2 separate regions of the Homo sapiens genome follow, and region 2 is linked to region 1. Evidence: chromatin contacts called from ENCODE Hi-C or POLR2A ChIA-PET data. All regions are on one chromosome and are shown on one strand. Each heading gives the region's core, a stretch centred on a gene start or an enhancer-like site at or near the end of the contact. The rest is flanking DNA. Distances are from core to core; before and after follow the strand shown. Region 1 overlaps CD6 (CD6 molecule). Region 2 holds the start of LINC02954 (long intergenic non-protein coding RNA 2954).

Region 1 (4,058 bases), core at 497-2,996:
CAGTCCCAATTTTTCAGCTATGATTCTTAGGAAAATATTGTGAGACTGAAATGAGACAGCCTATGAAATACTTGACATATAGAAAAAGCTCGAAAGTGGGAGTGATTTAGAAAAAGAAAATTTTGTTTATAGAATTTGTTTGAGAATTTCATATCAGACTTTAGAATAATTGACACATCCTGGACTGGGAACCACTGGATTGCAAAGTGCCTTCAGACACTAAGAAACTAGCATTCATGAAGGACAGGTATTTGCATATTTGCATATATTGTTCCATTTACTTTCTTTCTTTCTTTCTTTTTTTTTTTTTGAGACAGAGTTTCGCTCTTGTTGCCCAGGCTGGAGTGCAATGGCTTGATCTCGGCTCACCGCAACCTCCACCTCCCAGATTCAAGCGATTCTCCTGTCTCAGCCTCCTGAGTAGCTGGGATTACAGGCATGCGCCACCACGCCTGGCTAATTTTGTATTTTTAGTAGAGACGGGGTTTCTCCATGTTGGTCAGGCTGGTCTCGAACTCCTGACCTCAGGTGATCTGCCTGCCTCAGCCTCCCAAAGTGCCGGGATTACAGGCATGAGCCACTACATCCAGCCTATTCCATTTACTTTCAACAATGCAATGAGGCAGGTGTTAGCATTCTTATTTTACAGATTAGGAAAAGGAGGCTCCAAAAGCAAAAATCAGTTGTCCCTGCCAGATAGGGTCCATTTATTCCACCAGAGCTACTATCCATTCTGCCCTGGGAGGCTGATCTGTTTGGATTAACCCCTGTCTTCCTGGGCCTTATGGCTTCTGTCAGATTCAGCCAATGGGGAGCCTTAGCAGAGCTAGGCAGAAGTGAGGAGAGCGAAGATGTGACACTTATTCCTCTGGCCCCCCCTGTGAGGTCCCTCGGGTAGGCTGTGTCCCTCATGTGAAGGACATTGCTTATTCAAGGTGACCTCTCCTTGACTGTCTCCTACTCGGACTCACTGACCACTCCCTGGTTGTGTCTCCTTTGGCCAGAAGTTGCTCTTAGATTCTACTTACTGCATTACCCTTTGTAAATAGTTCTTCTGTAAATAAGTCCCCTTTAAATTCCTATTCTAGGTTTCCTGGTGGGAACCCAACTGATGCGTGGGCCTGAGGCCACCCAGTGAGCAAGCTGCAGAGCCCGGATTTAAACTGTCTCCAAGGACTTGCCTCCCCTCTGGGCTGGGATGTTTGGGCTTGCAAAGCACAAAGGGAGGCTCTGGGGCAGGGACTGTTGTGGTTGCCTATGAACTCCTCTGCATTTCCTGGTTTCTCTTGCACTTAGGTTGGGCTGGTTGAAGCCTAGGCAGAAGACGTCTGCCTGCTTTTGAGCCAAAGCAGGGAAGAGGCAGTGAGCCATTTCCATTTACGTCTTCCCTGTTGAAGGATATTAGAGGCCCTGGGTTGCGGAGGAACTGCAAGAGGGAAGGGGATGTTGACCCAGCTTGGATTTTGTGTGAGTAAGGAGTAAGCCCTTATCATGTTAAACCATGAAGATTTGGGGGTGTCCTTGTTGCTACAGCCTTGCCTAGTCCGGCCTGACCGATACAGAGCCTGAAGACTCGGACATGACCACTACACATTCCTGGAGCTTCACCTGAGCAGATTCCACGGACATACCCCCTGAGCCTGAGCTTGTGCATGTGCGCGTGCACACCCTGGCAGACAGCCCTCTCCAGGAAACCGTGTGGGCCTCTTCATCATCAGGCAGAAAGTCTTCAGCCCTCTAATTGCCGTCCTCGCTAACTCCCTGGCTGGCTGCCCAGCCTGAGCCCCTGGAGGAGAAATGACTCCAAATTCAGAGCATAAACTCTGTGGCTGATGTATTAGAATGTTCAGCGCAAGAATTCAGATGCCCACAAGTTAGGATTTCAGAATCCCGGTTCCCACAGCAACCGTCCCAGTGCTCCTGCGTAGTTTTCAATGTTACTACATGGGGTGGGGGAGGGGGATTGAATGATGGCTGCAGTGTGTATGACTGTGAGGTGTGTGCATATGAGTGTGTGTGAGGGACTGTGTGCATATGTGATTACGACTGTGTGTGTGAATGTGATGTGTGTGGGGCAGGGGGGCTTTAGCTCTGCTCTGTATCATCTCTCTCTCTGGGTCTGGAAAACCACTTTCTCATGCATAAAGACAAAAATGTGTTCTCCTAGATCAGAAAACCCTAGAGGGCAGGGCCCATGGCTGGGTCAGCCCTGTGTCCCCCACAGTGTCCAAGGCAATGTTTGTTGATTGACTGAATGAATGAGCAGCAGCTGCCAGCTCCAAGGCAGCTGGTTGAAAGCGGATAACCTCGAGGGCTTTATTTTTGTGTCAAGCATTCTCCCATCCCCTATCCCAAGAAGGGAACCTGGCTTCTCTGTTCTCTGACTTCTGTGCTACAGGAACAAAAGCAGAAATTACCTGGAACCGTCTTTCCATCCAGGCCTCATTTCACAGAGGGCCGAATGGAAGATCAGCGTTTCTCAGACATCATTATCACCTTTTTTGTTTTGAGACAGTGTCTCGCTCTGTCGCCCAGGCTGGAGTGCAGTGGCACAATCTCGGCTCACTGCAACCTCCACCTCCTGGGTTCAAGCGATTCTCGTGCCTCAGTTTCCCGAGTAGCTAGGACTACAGGCGCTTGCCACGATGCTGGCTAATTTTTGTATATTTTTTGTAGAGACGGGGTTTTCCCATGTTGCCCAGGCTGGTCTCAAATTCCTGAGCTCAAGTGATCTGCCCACCTCAGCCTCCCAAATTGTTGGGATTACAGGCGTGAGCCACCACACCCGGCCCATTGTTACCACTTTTGCCTGGCCCTGTGCCTCACACTTTTCTTTAAATTGGTTCACTTTTTTGCTGCAATAAATTTATTTGAAAAGGAGCCTGCTATGGTTTGAATGTGTTCCAAGGTTCATGTGTTGGAAATTTAATCCCCCAATGACCTGTGTTGAGAAGTTGGATGTTTAAGAATTGATTAGGGCTGGGCGTGGTGGCTCACGCCTGTAAGCCCAACACTTTGGGAGGCCAAGGCGTGTGGATTACCTGAGGTCAGGAGTCCGAGACCAGCCTGGCCAACATGGTGAAACCCTGTCTCTACTACAAATACAAAAATTAGTCGGGTGTGGTGGCACATGCCTGTAATCCCAGCTACTCCGGAGGCTGAGGCAGGAGAATTGCTTGAGCCTGGGAGGTGGAGGTTGCAGTGAGCTGAGATTGCGCCACTGCCCTCCAGCCTGGCCAACAGAGCGAGACTGTGTCTCAAAAAAGAAAAGAAAAGAAAAGAAAAGAGTTGATTAGGTCATGAGGAGTCTGCCTTCATGAACGGATTAATGCTGTTATCACAGGGGTGTGTTGGTTATTGCAGAAGTGGTTTTGTCGTAAAAGTGAGAGTTCCACCGTCCCTCGCTCTGTCTCTCGTGCACTCTCTGGCCATGTGACGCCTTCCATTGTGTTATGATGCAGAGAGAAGGCCCTCATCAGATGTGGCCCCTAGATCTTGGGCTTTCCAGCCTGCAGAACTATAAGAAATAAATTTCTTTTTGTTTTAAATTACTCACTCTGTGGTACTTTGTTATAGCAACACAAAACAGAGTAAGAGCAAACTTTTACCCTTTCCTGTGAATTTGCTTTTTTACATCATTAAAGACACCTGATCATAAAAATGTTCACTGCAGATTTTTTTTTTTGAAACAGTGTCTTGCTCTGTCACCCAGGCTGGAGTGCAGTGGCGTGATCTCGGCTCATTGCAACCTTCACCTCCTGGGTTCAAGCAATTCTCCTGCCTCAGCCTCCCAAGTTGCTGGGATTACAGGCACCCACCACCACACCCTGCTAAATTTTTTTGTATTTTTGGTAGAGATGGGGTTTCTCCATGTTGGCCAGGTTGGGTCTTGAACACCTGACCTCAAGTGATCTGCCTGCCTCAGCCTCCCAAACTGCTGGGCATACAGGTGTGAGCCACCGCACCCAGTCCACTGCAGATTTTTGAATGGCAAAATGTTAGAAACAGAGTGAATGCCCATTCACAGGGGAAACGGCTGAATCAATTACGGTCCATTT
Region 2 (4,058 bases), core at 543-3,042, 51 kb before region 1:
GGGGTCAAGGAAGGCTGAGCCGGTGAGCCTGCCAGGGACACGGGGCGATGGGTGTTCTCCAGGTAATCCAGGGAGAAGCACCCGGACCCTAACCAAGCTGCAGCTCCATGGCAGAGGAGCCTGAAATCCAGCCTGGCTTCCTTTGGGGCTGTTCAGCATCTCCTGGGGAGCTTCAAATAAGAAATCCTTTTGTGCAGGCAGCACTCCAGGCTAAGTCAGGATTCTGGGGTAGGCACAGACCTCAGCAGTTTCTGCAGCTCCACTAGGGTTGAGCACCAGGGTTCCAGGCAGTGCGCCAGAGCTCAACCCCCTATCTGGGTCTGATCCTCATTTGCAGACCCATTTGTTACTGTGACGACTAATTATCATTGTGAGCAAATCGGGCAGTGCTGGAAAAGCCCTTTGTAAACCATTAAGGGCCCTGCAGGCATAAAGTCACAGTGAGCAATCCATCCGGCTGGTCACTTGGGGCAGCACCTGCTGACAAATGAGTGTCACCGGGTTACCCCCGGTTTGGGATTTACACTTTGGTCATGGCTAGGTGCAGTGGAGCATTGACTAGATGAAGAAAAGCACCTTTGGGGGCTTCAGGATGGAGCTCTGAGGTCTGCATCCACCTGAACTTGCAGGCAATGGTGTAGTGACCAGCTTCATGTAGGCGGCTCTGGGCCTTCCCTTCTCCAGGCCTCAGTTTCTCCCTCTGTATATGGGGACAGGTGTGAGGCCACCACGTTGCTGTGAGAATTCAGTGTGAGGCTTTTGCTCATCAACACACTTTGAGGTCTCAAAATTTAAAAATCCCCATTTGTTCACAATGATAAATGCCAAAAGCCTTTGTGGCAGGCTGGGGCCTTCTCATTTTTTGTGATTCTTTGACAGGATAAACTGATGATCTCTTCTGATGGAACTTTTTCTATTTTTGCAGCTATTTTCCCACCTTATTTGGGGGCAGTTGTTCTCAAATTTCTTTTTTTTTGTTGTTTAAATAGAGATGGGGGGTTCTCACTATGTTGGCCAGGGTGGTCTCGAACTCTTGGGCTCAAGCTATCCACCTGCCTCGGCCTCCCAATAAGTGCTGGGATTATAGGCATGAGCCACCGCGCCCGGCTTAAAATTGCTTAAGAATTACCGGGGGGACACTTAAAAAATGCAGGTTTCCTGTTTCTAGGCCAGAGGTTCCACTCAGTTGGTTCGGAGTGGGGCCCAGGAACCTGCATTTTCACAAATGCCCTTGGAGGAAGTGTTATCTAGAGTGTGTTTGTTGAGAGGAGAGGTAAGCCCAGTGTATGTGTGGCGGGTGCAGAGGTAGAGCTGAGCCCCTATTCCCTCCCTCCCTCATTTATCCCCAGCCTCCTGCCCCACCTTATCATATCTCCCACCTTAACATACCTCCTCTGAGCACCTGCACTTGGGCTTCGGCATAAATAGACCAGGTTTGACTGCTGCTTCTGACCCAGGAAAATATGTTCCGTGTCTTGGAGGCTGAGTTTTCTTGGCTCTAATGCAGGGGACGATATAGGGCTCAATGAGAGTGAGCCAGCCTTCTTATGCTTCTTTGTACTAGGCACTGGGGGCTCTGAGATGCTCAGCCTGTGGCTTCTCTCTGACCTTGGAGCTGGCCCACTCCTGTCACCCTGTCTTCCTGTCCCAGGGACCCCACTCTTCCTCACCTACGCCTTTGGGCTGACCTCACATTGTGGCCAGTGTTTGGGGAACAGGAAGCAGCCCCATGATGGGCAGAGCCCAGCTCTGGGCCTGTGGGGCCGTGAGGAGGTTCAGGACAGATGACCACATCTAATCCGAAGCCCAAGGAACTGTGATGAATGGCGTGAACCTCAGAAGGGACATTGTGATGAACAGAATGTGTCTCTAGCCCTGCTCTTGATCTTGGGGTCCCCCACTGCGCTGCTGGGATAGAAGAGTGAGGATGAGGATGAGAACAAGAGCTGCCGTTTACTCAGTGCGTGACCATGTGCAAGGCTGTCCTCAGCGGCTTGCTCGTGTTAACTCATTTAATCTTCACATCAGCCCCGTGAGGCTGAAACTGTTACCATCTCCATGGTAGAGATGAAGAGGCAGAGGCCCAGAGTCGTTAGGGAACTTGCCCACGGTCCCAGCTAGTAAGTTCTGGAGTTCCGTGTTGATTCCAGTTCTGGTAGTGCGGTCACACCCACTCTCCGCTATAGCCTTATGAATCACTAGGGCTGGCCTCTCCATAGCACACGACAATTTTCAAAAACACTCTCCTATATGGTAACTGAACTGATCCTTACACTATGTGCCAGCCACTTTTTAAAAACAGCTTTGTTGAAGTATTATTTATATACTGTAAAATTCACTTTTTAAAAAGAAATGGGGCCTCACTATGTTGCCCAGGCTGGACTCAGACTTCTGATCTCAAGTGATCTTCTCACCTTGGCCTCCCAGGTAGATGGGACTGCAGGTGACTTCACTTGTTTTGGTTGAAACTAAAAGTTTAATTCTGTTTAGTAATGTTATGAAGCTGTGCAACCACAGTCCAATTTTATAATTTTTTTTCTTGTTTTTTTGAGACAGAGTCGGCTCTGTTGCCTGGGCTTGAGTGCAGTGGTACAATCGTGGCTCACTGCAACCTCTGTCTCCTGGGTTCAAGCGATTCTCATGCCTCAGCCTCCTGAGTAGCTGGGATCACAGGCGAGTGCCACCAGGCCTGGCTATTTTTGTATTTTTAGTAGAGATGGGGTTTCACTATGTTGGCCAGGCTGGTCTCGAACTCCTGACCTCAGGTGATCCACCCGCCTTAGCCTCCCAACAAGCTGGGATTACAGGCGTGAGCCACTTCGCCCTGCCCAATTTTATAATGTTTCTATCACTGTAAAAAGATCCCCTGGTACCCATCTGCAGTCACTCTTCACTTCCACCCCAGATTAAGGTGACCATCAATCTACTTCGTGTCTTTGTAGTTTTGCCTTCAGATAAATGGAATTATGCAATATGTGGTCTTTCGTGTGGGGCTTTTTTTACTTCGCATACTGTCTTTGAGGTCCATCCACATACTGTCTTTGAGGTCCATCCATGCTGTAGCAGGTAGGCATGTGTGTTCTTTTCCCCTGCTGGGTATTATTTAATTGCATGGATATACTGTTTTTGTTTTTCCATTCACCAGTTGCTGGACATTTTGGTTGTTTTTAGTTTTGCCACCAGGTTCCCTTCCTGTTATTGTGCCGTTTTGCAGCTGGACAAACTTGAGTTCTGAGGATTATTACTGTCCCCACTCGAAAGCTGAAATTCCTTGCTGTTTAACCTGCCACAAAGTTTCAGAGCCAGACTCGAACCCCGTCAACTCAATTCCAAACCCATCCATGGTCCCTGATAACCCTTGGCTTCAGCTACGAGTCTGAGCACCCGTTTTTTTTCCCATTTGCTTTTTTTTGGTTGGTTTGTTTTGTTTTTGTTTTTGTTTTGTTTTGAGAGAAGGTCTTGTTGCTCTGTTACCCAGAGTGGAGTGCAGTGGCACAATCTCTGCTCACTGCACCCTCGGCCTCCCAGGCTCGAGGGATCCTCCCACCTCAGCCTCCCAGGTAACTGGGACTACAGGTGCACACCACCACACCTGGCTAATTTTTGTATTTTTGAAATAGAGACGGGGTTTCATCATGTTGCCCAGGCTGATCTCAAATTCCTGGGCTCAAGCAATCCACCTGCCTTAGCCTCCCAAAGGGCTGGGATTATAGGCATGCGCCACCGCACCTGGCCCCATTTGCTTTTGAGAATCCCTATCCTTTTGCTACTGCAGCTTTCCCACAGAGGGGCAGCCACCAGCCACGAAGAACTTTCTGAGGCTGCTGAGGCCAGGAAATCAATTTAAATTGAATAGTGGCTCACTATCTCTCAAGAGACAGGGGCTCACTTCCTGCAGCGGGAAAGAGGACCATGATGTGTGGTTTGGGCTTAACCCGATTCCCCCAGGTAGGAGAGCCAGGAACACACTGAACACTGCTCTTCAGTGTTAATTAAAGAAAGCTCCCAGATGCTGAGAGACTAGACCCAGAAACAAGCCGCTCCCAGGCATATAGACT

Evidence for each region. A loop is a pair of places that touch in the nucleus more often than their neighbours do. ChIA-PET counts read pairs that join two places held with the same protein, here RNA polymerase II (POLR2A). Pooled maps may share reads with other maps.
Region 2: a pooled map shows a loop between it and region 1 (2.0-fold over the local background). The contact joins the promoter of LINC02954 here to the enhancer-like site in region 1. A Hi-C loop is called at or near these places in 6 of 168 maps with a recorded cell type or tissue (CD14-positive monocyte, IMR-90, Jurkat and 3 more), 4 of 37 single-sample maps with no recorded cell type and 12 of 50 pooled maps. POLR2A ChIA-PET finds 5 or more read pairs at or near these places in 24 of 52 experiments (B cell, CD4-positive, alpha-beta T cell, CD4-positive, alpha-beta memory T cell and 17 more).

Annotation. Positions count from the first base shown.
Region 1 is chr11:61,002,184-61,006,241 of GRCh38, reverse strand. The region is part of intron 1 of CD6 (CD6 molecule); the gene reads right to left. It overlaps LOC105369326 (a long non-coding RNA gene), which reads left to right. Exons shown (of 2, transcript XR_950155.3): 2 at 1,297-2,880. Among named protein-coding and RNA genes, the nearest start is that of CD6, 33 kb to the right of the region's middle. Within about 2 kb of position 1,746, at least 6 of the 41 ENCODE cell types and tissues checked have a DNase peak (open chromatin) inside an H3K27ac peak, as active enhancers do; they include CD4-positive, alpha-beta T cell and CD8-positive, alpha-beta T cell, where a contact is called at or near this core.
Region 2 is chr11:61,053,125-61,057,182 of GRCh38, reverse strand. LINC02954 (long intergenic non-protein coding RNA 2954) reads right to left here and starts at 1,792. Exons shown (of 4, transcript NR_186234.1): 1 at 1,671-1,792; 2 at 1,390-1,498. The region is part of intron 1 of LOC105369325 (a long non-coding RNA gene); the gene reads left to right. RefSeq lists an enhancer at 1-453.